Regions from separate parts of the Homo sapiens genome. Here region 1 is linked to region 2. A link is a contact called in ENCODE POLR2A ChIA-PET data. All regions are on one chromosome and are shown on one strand. The core of a region is the stretch at or near the end of the contact, and the rest is flanking DNA. Distances in the headings are between cores, read along the strand shown. Region 1 overlaps STX1A (syntaxin 1A). Region 2 overlaps RAC1 (Rac family small GTPase 1).

Region 1 (3,696 bases), core at 906-3,405, about 67 Mb before region 2:
GGGAGGGGTGGTAGAAAAGGGCTTTGCCTCATCCCTGAAGATAGTCAGACTCAGGCCTGGCTGACACTGGGGGACAGCCAGTGGAGCTGGGGTTGTGAAGCGTTTGAACCCAGATCTTTTTGCTCTGATGTCTGTCTCTGTTACTACCTCCTCGCCCCCTGATTAGATGGTGAAGCCAGGCTTTGCTTTGAATGGTCTGAGGCTTCCGCTCCAGACACCCCCACCCTCCCCACACAAGGCATTCAGAGCCCAGGGAGGCTGTACCCATTGCTGGGTGGCCCTGCCCAGGGAGGGCTTTCTAGCAGACAGGTGGACGGCTGGCAGGCAGGAGCCCACCCGGGGTGGGGTGAGACAGTCAGTCTTGGTGGGGCCACTGTTCCCACAGGCTGCTTTCCCTCTGGACCTAGGGTTCCCATCTGTGAAGTGGGGATGGGAAAGCCTAGAATTCAGTTTCTCGGGACGAGAAGCAGGGCTACAGGTCTCCTGACTCCAGCTCCACATTTGTAGGAGGCCTGAAGCCCCAGGAGTCAGAATTTTCAGCCCAGAATCCCCAGAAAGGAAGAGGCCAGCACTGGCTGAGCTGGACTGGGCTGGACTGGGCTGGACTGGGGCGGGCTGGGCTGGGCTGGGCTGAACAGAGATGGTGCTGGGGACAGCGGCTGTGCACCGCTCCCAGCCCTCCCTCCCTCCCTCTTCCTCCTCCTCCTCCCTCTTCTTTCTCCTTCTCCCCCACCCAACACCACCACATTTGGAAGGAGGCGAAGAGAGCTTATTTATAAAAGTCACACTTGGGGAAGGAGCTGGCGCGTTTCCTCACTCTGCAGGCCCGGCCCAGCCCTCCAGCCTTCTCCAGCCTTCTCCAGCTCCCAACTCTCCCTCTGCAGATGGGGAGTGAAGGGGGTCACTGGGGACTAGCCAGGGGGCCTCAATGCTGTCGCAGTCCCTCAGAGATCAGAAAGGCCACTTGCAGGTTACAGGTAACAAAGAGAGACCGAAGACAGGGCCAGGGTCACACAGCCAGGGAAAGACTTTTAGGTTAGAGCATCCCCAGGAGCCCCACTCAGGCTGTAGCTGCCTCCTCCCCTCAACTCAGAGACTCCCTGATTTTCTTCCTGGGGACTTTGCAGAGCTGACCTTTCTCCCTGGGCCCAGAACATGTATTTGTCTATGTGCCAGGTCATGTGGGACAGACACATGGGACCTGTTGCAGGAGGCTGAAGACGTAGCAAGGAGGGAGAGTTGGAGCAGCACAATCCTGGAAGGCTTCCTGGAAGAAGAGACCCTGGGATAGCACAGGAGCAGGAGCTGGATTTGAATAGGAGGAGAGAAGGTGATCCAAAGGAGGGGACAGCTTAGTGAAGGCAGAGAGATTGGAATGCTCAACCAGGAGAGAATAGCAGGTGGTCCTGACAGCTGGTGTCTGGGGCCCCCTGAAGTGCCTTGAGGTCTAGACTAGGGCCCAACTCACTGGAGCAGCCCAGGCAGGCCTGGATGGGAAGGCCCAGGGCCCTGCTTTGCCCATCAGTTTCCCCTTCTCTTTCGTTGCTGGGAAGAGTCTGGCGGTTGGGTGGCAACACCGGGCAGGTTCATCCTTAATCTCCCTCTGCTCATTTCCTCATCTGCAGAATGGAGCCAGTGTTACCTACTTTGCAGAGTGGCAGGCACGAGAGTGTAAGAACAGGAGCCGGACAGGGCTCGCCCGATCCTTCCTCCCATTACGTTCCAGAGGTTTCCCAGCATGAACGATGCATTTGGGTACATTTTCATCTGGGGTGCAGGTGGAACGGCCTCCCGGGACCATCTAGTTCAACCTCCTATCTTACAGATCAGAAAACAGGTCCAGAAAGGGCCAGGTGTTTATCTGAGGTCATGCAGCCTGTGGGGGCAGAGCCTGGCCCCTTCCACGGCCTGAAGCTGCCTCCCTGAGCCACTCTGGGGCCCTGTGAAGGGGCAGGCTCTGCAGGGCGGGGACCTGGTGTACACACAGCTGGAGGCTGGAGACAGGGTGAGGAGGCTCAGATTGCACAGCCGTCTTTCCTGGAGACCCAGCTTGGCCTCTCGCACACCCCTGACTCAGCTCCGGGCCTCTCTGCACTAGTGATATTGACTTTGATTAGTCATTTAAAAGAAGAAGGGAAAAAAATAGCCCTCGAGGCAGACAACAGCCACTGTGCTCAGCAGTGATGAATCAACCTTGCCAGCCTGGTGGCTTCCCCTGGGACACGCCTGGAGGCTGCCTGGCCTCTGCGCCTCTTGGAGGAGTCAGACTATTACATCCAGGAAGGTGTCCTGGAATCCTGGAGTCTCTGCTAGGAGAGACCACCAGGGCTGCCCCACCTCTGCCAGGGGAAGCTCAGGGCATCCAGCTCCCCGTGGTTCCAGCAGGGTCTGTTCTTCCTAGCAGTCTCCATGCTAGGGAGGTAAGGAGCACTCCCTCCCAGCCTTCCTGGTTGGAGGTGGTGTTTTTTGTTGGTTTTTTTTTTGTTTTTTTAGACGGAGTCTCGCACTGTCTCCAGGCTGGAGTGCAATGGTGCCATCTCAGCTCACTGCAGCCTCCACCTCCTGGGTTCAAGTGATTCTCCTTCCTCAGCCTCCTGAGTAGCTGAGACTACAGGTGTGCATCACCATGCCCGGCTAATTTTTGTATTTTTAGTAGCAACGGGGTTTCACCATGTTGGGCAGGATGGCCTCGATCTCTTGACCTCGTGATCTGCCCGCCTCGGCCTCCCAAAGTGCTGGGATTACAGGTGTAAGCCACCACACCCAGCCAATTTTTTTTTTTTTTTTAGACGGAGTCTCATTCTGTCATCCAGGCTGGAGTGCAGTGGCATAATCTTGGCTCACTGCAACCTCCACCTCCCAGGTTCAAGTGATTCTCCTGCCTCATCCTACCGAGTAGCTGGGATTACAGGCATGCACCATCACACCCGGCTAATTTTTGTATTTTTAGTAGAGATGGGGTTTTGCCATGTTGACCAGGCTGTTCTTGAACTGCTAACCTCAGGTGATCCACCCACCTTGGCCTCCCGAAGTGCTGGGATTAAGGCATGAGCCACTGCACCCGGCTACCCCTATAAATTCTGATTCAGTCTCTTTGGGGTGGATCCCTGGAAGCCGTTTTTGTTTTTTTTTTTTAACCCCCCCAAAGGATTCTGGTGCTCGCCCAGCTTTGAGAACTGCTGAATGCAGAACAAAAAAACACCAGGATGTTAGCTGGGCTTGGGGGCTCACACCTGCAGTACCAACTACTTGGGAGGCTGAGGCGGGAAGACTGCTTGAGCTCAGGAGTTTGAGACCAGCCTGAGCAACATAGTGAGACCACCATCTCTACACAAATTTAAAATTAGCCAGGTGTGGTGGCAGGCACCTGTAGTCCCAGCTACTCTGGAGGCTGAGGCTGGAGGATTGCTTGAGCCTGGGAGATCAAGGCTGCAGTGAGCTATGATCTTGCCACTGCACTCCAGTCTGGACAACAAAGCGAGATTCTGTTTCAAAAAAAAAAGAGCTGGGCGCGGTGGCTTACGCCTGTAATCCTAGCACTTTGGGAGACCGAGGCGGGTGGATCACCTGAGGTCAGGAATTCAAGACCAGCCTGGCCAACATGGTGAAACCCCGTCTCTACTAAAAATACAAAAACTAGCCGGGTGTGGTGCGGGTGCCTGTAATCCCAGCTACTCGGGAGGCTGAGGCAGGAGA
Region 2 (3,786 bases), core at 270-2,769:
CAATAAAAAAATAAGTGGGCAGTGGCATAGGGAAATACGTTACCTCTTCTTGTTAAGGACATGGGGACTAGATCCTACTTGGAAAGTCACAGGTTTTAAATTGCCCAGAAAGCACTGGATTTTAGAAGAAGCCTCCAACTGCAGTGTGGCAGGAAGCCTGAGGACGCCAGGGACTCAGTCAAGGCAGACACACATGGAAGCTGTTGCTACAGTCCAGGAGCCATCCATGGTGGCCTGGACCAAGAATGGGGACTGGACAGTGAACATAAGTGGGCTGTTTCCTGGACTGCTTGAACTTGGAGGCAGATCAAGCATCGCTTACCCATGGTTTGGATGTGGCAGCTGAGGAAGAAAGTGGAGCCTAAGGCTCTAAGGGACCTTTTTAAAAATGATAAAGGTTGGCTGGGCTCGGTGGCTCACACATGTAATCCCAGCACTTTGGGAGGCCAAGGCGGGCGGATCACCTGAGGTCAGGAATTCGAGAAGAGCCTGACCAACATGGAGAAACCCCTCTCTACTAAAAATACAAAATTAGCCGGGCGTGCATGCCTGTAATCCCAGCTACTCGGGAGGCTGAAGCAGGAGAGTCGCTTGAACCCGGGAGGCGGAAGTTGCAGTGAGCCGAGATTGCGCCATTGCACTCCAGCCTGGGCAACAAGAGCAAAACTCCGTCTCAAAAAAAAAAAAAAAAAAAAAAAAAAAAAAAAAAAGATAAAGGTTGTGTAAAAACCTTAACAATAGTTGCCACTCAGTGTCAAGGATAAGCTGCTATGAAGGTTTTGACTGTTATGATAAAATGTCATTATCACTTCTTTTACTATTCTGTCCTAAGTCTCTATGTATATGAGGAACAAAACTACTAATATAAAGGCAACCAGCTGTGTCTAAAATCCTCTAAACTTCCTTTCCTGAATGACATCTTTAGCTGAGAAAGGCTCAACCGGGAAGAAATTCAAGGTACTGGCATAATCTGATACTGACTGAAATTTTATTACCAATCACTATTTGTTACAAATCTATGTCTTATAAGAATATGATTATTAAACTACAGAATTCTTAAAGTGCAACCTTATATTTAAGCTTAGTGCAATCAAAAGATAAAATCGACTCCTCTTTAAGTCTTCTGATTAAAACTTTTACTTAATTTATTCAAATAGGTAAAAGAAAAAGGTTATTCCACTCCTATTAGTGTATATTCATTCCTTGTCCACGCTGCGCTTCCACAAACCAAGTCAACATCTGCACTGGGCAATGTGACAGCCTTTCCATGGCCTTTCCCTCATGAAGAATGGAAGCCGTATTTGGCCACAAGTCTTGACTGATACTGCTGGAGAATTTCTGGTAGTTACTACTTCTTTGGAATTTCTAACTTTATATAATTAACTGCTCAGTTCAACCTCTTTTCAATCATCGAGCAATGTCATCACTCTAGGAAACGAACATGAGTCGGCTGGAAGAAAGTTCATGCCATTTCTACATTGGATTTCCCCCTAGCTCATGATGCTACAATTTTTTTTAACCTATCTGTGCTTCCCCTGCCCTGTCCTGTAGAAATAACCACAATGAAAGCAAATAACTTATGTTGCTATTATGTTCTTCATTTTTCCATTAAGAGAACTTTAAGACGGAGTCTTGGCTCTGTCTTCCAGGCTGGAGCCCAATGGTGCAATCCTGGCTTACCACAACCTCTGCCTGCTGGGTTCGAACAATTCTCCTGCCTCAGCCTCCCAAGTAGCTGGGACTACACGTAAGCACCACCACATCCAGCTAATTTTTTTTTGTTGTTGTATTTTCAGTAGAGACAGGGTTTTGCCATGTTGGCCAGACTGGTCTCGAATTCCTGACCTCAGGAGATCCACCCCATCGGCCTCCCAAAGTGCTGGGGTTACAGGCGTGAGCCACCACGCCCAGCCAAGAGAACTTTTTACTTACTTTTTGAGGAGAGTAGGGTAAACTTTAGTGTTACTTCCTGAAATCTATAAACCAAAACTTAAAAGCACAATCAACAAATCTAGAAACGCTAGGAATTTCCTCACGTTAAAAAAATAAAAGATCCAAGAAGCTCAAAAAATAACAACTTTCTGCACTGCCTTCTTTTAAAGACACGTTGATCTCAGGACAGAAAAGCCAAACTCTTCCAATGACAATTACAATTGCAAACCAAAATACAGAGCATATATTGCTGTCTAAAAGTGAGTAGATCTTGGCCAGGCGCAGTGGCTCTTCCCTGTAATCCCAGCAAGAGGCCAAGGCGGGTGGATCACTTCAGGCCAGGAGTTCGAGACCAGACTGACCAACACAGCGAAACTGCATCTCTATTAAAAATACAAAAAATTAGCTGAGTGTGGTGGCAGGCGCCTGTAATCCCAGCTACTCAGGAGGCTGAGGCAGAAGTATCGCTTGAGGCCACGGGGTAGAGGTTGCAGTGAGCTGAGATCGCATCACTGCACTCCAGCCTGAGCAACAGAGCGAGACTCTCTGACTCAAAAAACAAAAAAAAGTATGTAGATCTTAAGGACAAGGCAGTAGAATTTAGTAACTGTCAAATATATATTCCTACTTATTGAATAAATTAAAGACCTCGCATGAAGGTCCTCGATTTACACTGACAAACAAGGTATGGGGATTCTGTAACGGTAGGCCTTATATATAACTGCGTTAACTATGCAGATAAAATCTGTCCAGAAAAATACACCACTAGAGTAGTGCAGTGCTAAATAAACACAAAACCCAATCTAAAATTATGATGTTCTACTACCAATATCTGACTTCACAATCAATGTAAAGAAAGCTAGCCATAAGCCAGGCACGGTGGCTCATGCCTGTAATCCTAGCACTTTAGGAGGGCAAGGTGGGCGGACTGTCTGACCTTAGGAGTTCAAGACCAGCCTGGGCAGCACAGTGAAACCCCGTCTCTACTAAAATACAAAAGAAATTAGCTGGGTGTGGTGGCACACGCCTGTAATCTCAGCTACTCAGGAGGCTGAGGCAGGAGAATTGCTTGAACCTGGGAGGCAGAGGTTGCAGTGAGCTGATTTCGTGCCACTGCACTCCAGCCTGGCGACAGAGCAAGACTCTGTTTCTACCAAAAAAAAAAAAAAAAAGCCAGCAATTATTACCACTAGAAGCTTCAAAAAATTAAGATAGTGCATAAAGTTTCTCACTTAGGCTGAAGACACTATGTACAACTGAGCTGAAGTCTGAATCCACCCTTCCAGAATCAAGGCTAACCCTGGTGTAGTTGATACAAGCCAGCTGAACACACAAGAGTTCAAAAATAAGAATTTATATGTAACTGCACACAGTCCCTATTCTTTTTCAAAATCAGGCCGGGCATGGTGGCTGACGCCTGTAATCCCATCACTTTGGGAGGCCGAGGCAGGTGGATCACCTGAGGTCAGGAGTTCCAGACCAGCCTGGCCAAGATGGTGAAACCTGTCTCAACTAAGAATACAAAAATTAGCCAGGCATGGTGGTGGGTGCCTGTAAGCCCAGCTACTCAGGAGGCTGAGGCAGGAGAATCGCCTGAACCTGGGATGCGGAGATTGCAGTGAGCAGAGATCATGCCATTGCACTCCAGCCTGGGCAACAGAGCAAGACTCCACCTCAAAAAGAGCAAAACAAAACAAAACAAAAAACAAAATCAACTCCTCTATAAATCCTCTTAAAAGGTTCCCTCTGATAACAGGAAGACATGATAAAGCAAATACAGCAAAATGAACAAGTAGAGCAAAATACTGTCATAGAATCCAGGCCATGGGTATGTGCATGTTGACTGTACAATGC

What was found. ChIA-PET counts read pairs that join two places held with the same protein, here RNA polymerase II (POLR2A).
Region 1: POLR2A ChIA-PET joins it to region 2 with 10 read pairs in Panc1. The contact joins two enhancer-like sites. POLR2A ChIA-PET finds 5 or more read pairs at or near these places in 2 of 52 experiments (GM10248 and Panc1).

Annotation. Positions count from the first base shown.
Region 1 is chr7:73,714,215-73,717,910 of GRCh38, reverse strand. The region is part of intron 1 of STX1A (syntaxin 1A); the gene reads left to right. Among named protein-coding and RNA genes, the nearest start is that of STX1A, 3.6 kb to the left of the region's middle. RefSeq lists an enhancer at 1,933-2,464. Within about 2 kb of position 2,155, at least 10 of the 41 ENCODE cell types and tissues checked have a DNase peak (open chromatin) inside an H3K27ac peak, as active enhancers do.
Region 2 is chr7:6,380,709-6,384,494 of GRCh38, reverse strand. The region is part of intron 1 of RAC1 (Rac family small GTPase 1); the gene reads right to left. Among named protein-coding and RNA genes, the nearest start is that of RAC1, 8.1 kb to the right of the region's middle. Within about 2 kb of position 1,519, at least 5 of the 41 ENCODE cell types and tissues checked have a DNase peak (open chromatin) inside an H3K27ac peak, as active enhancers do.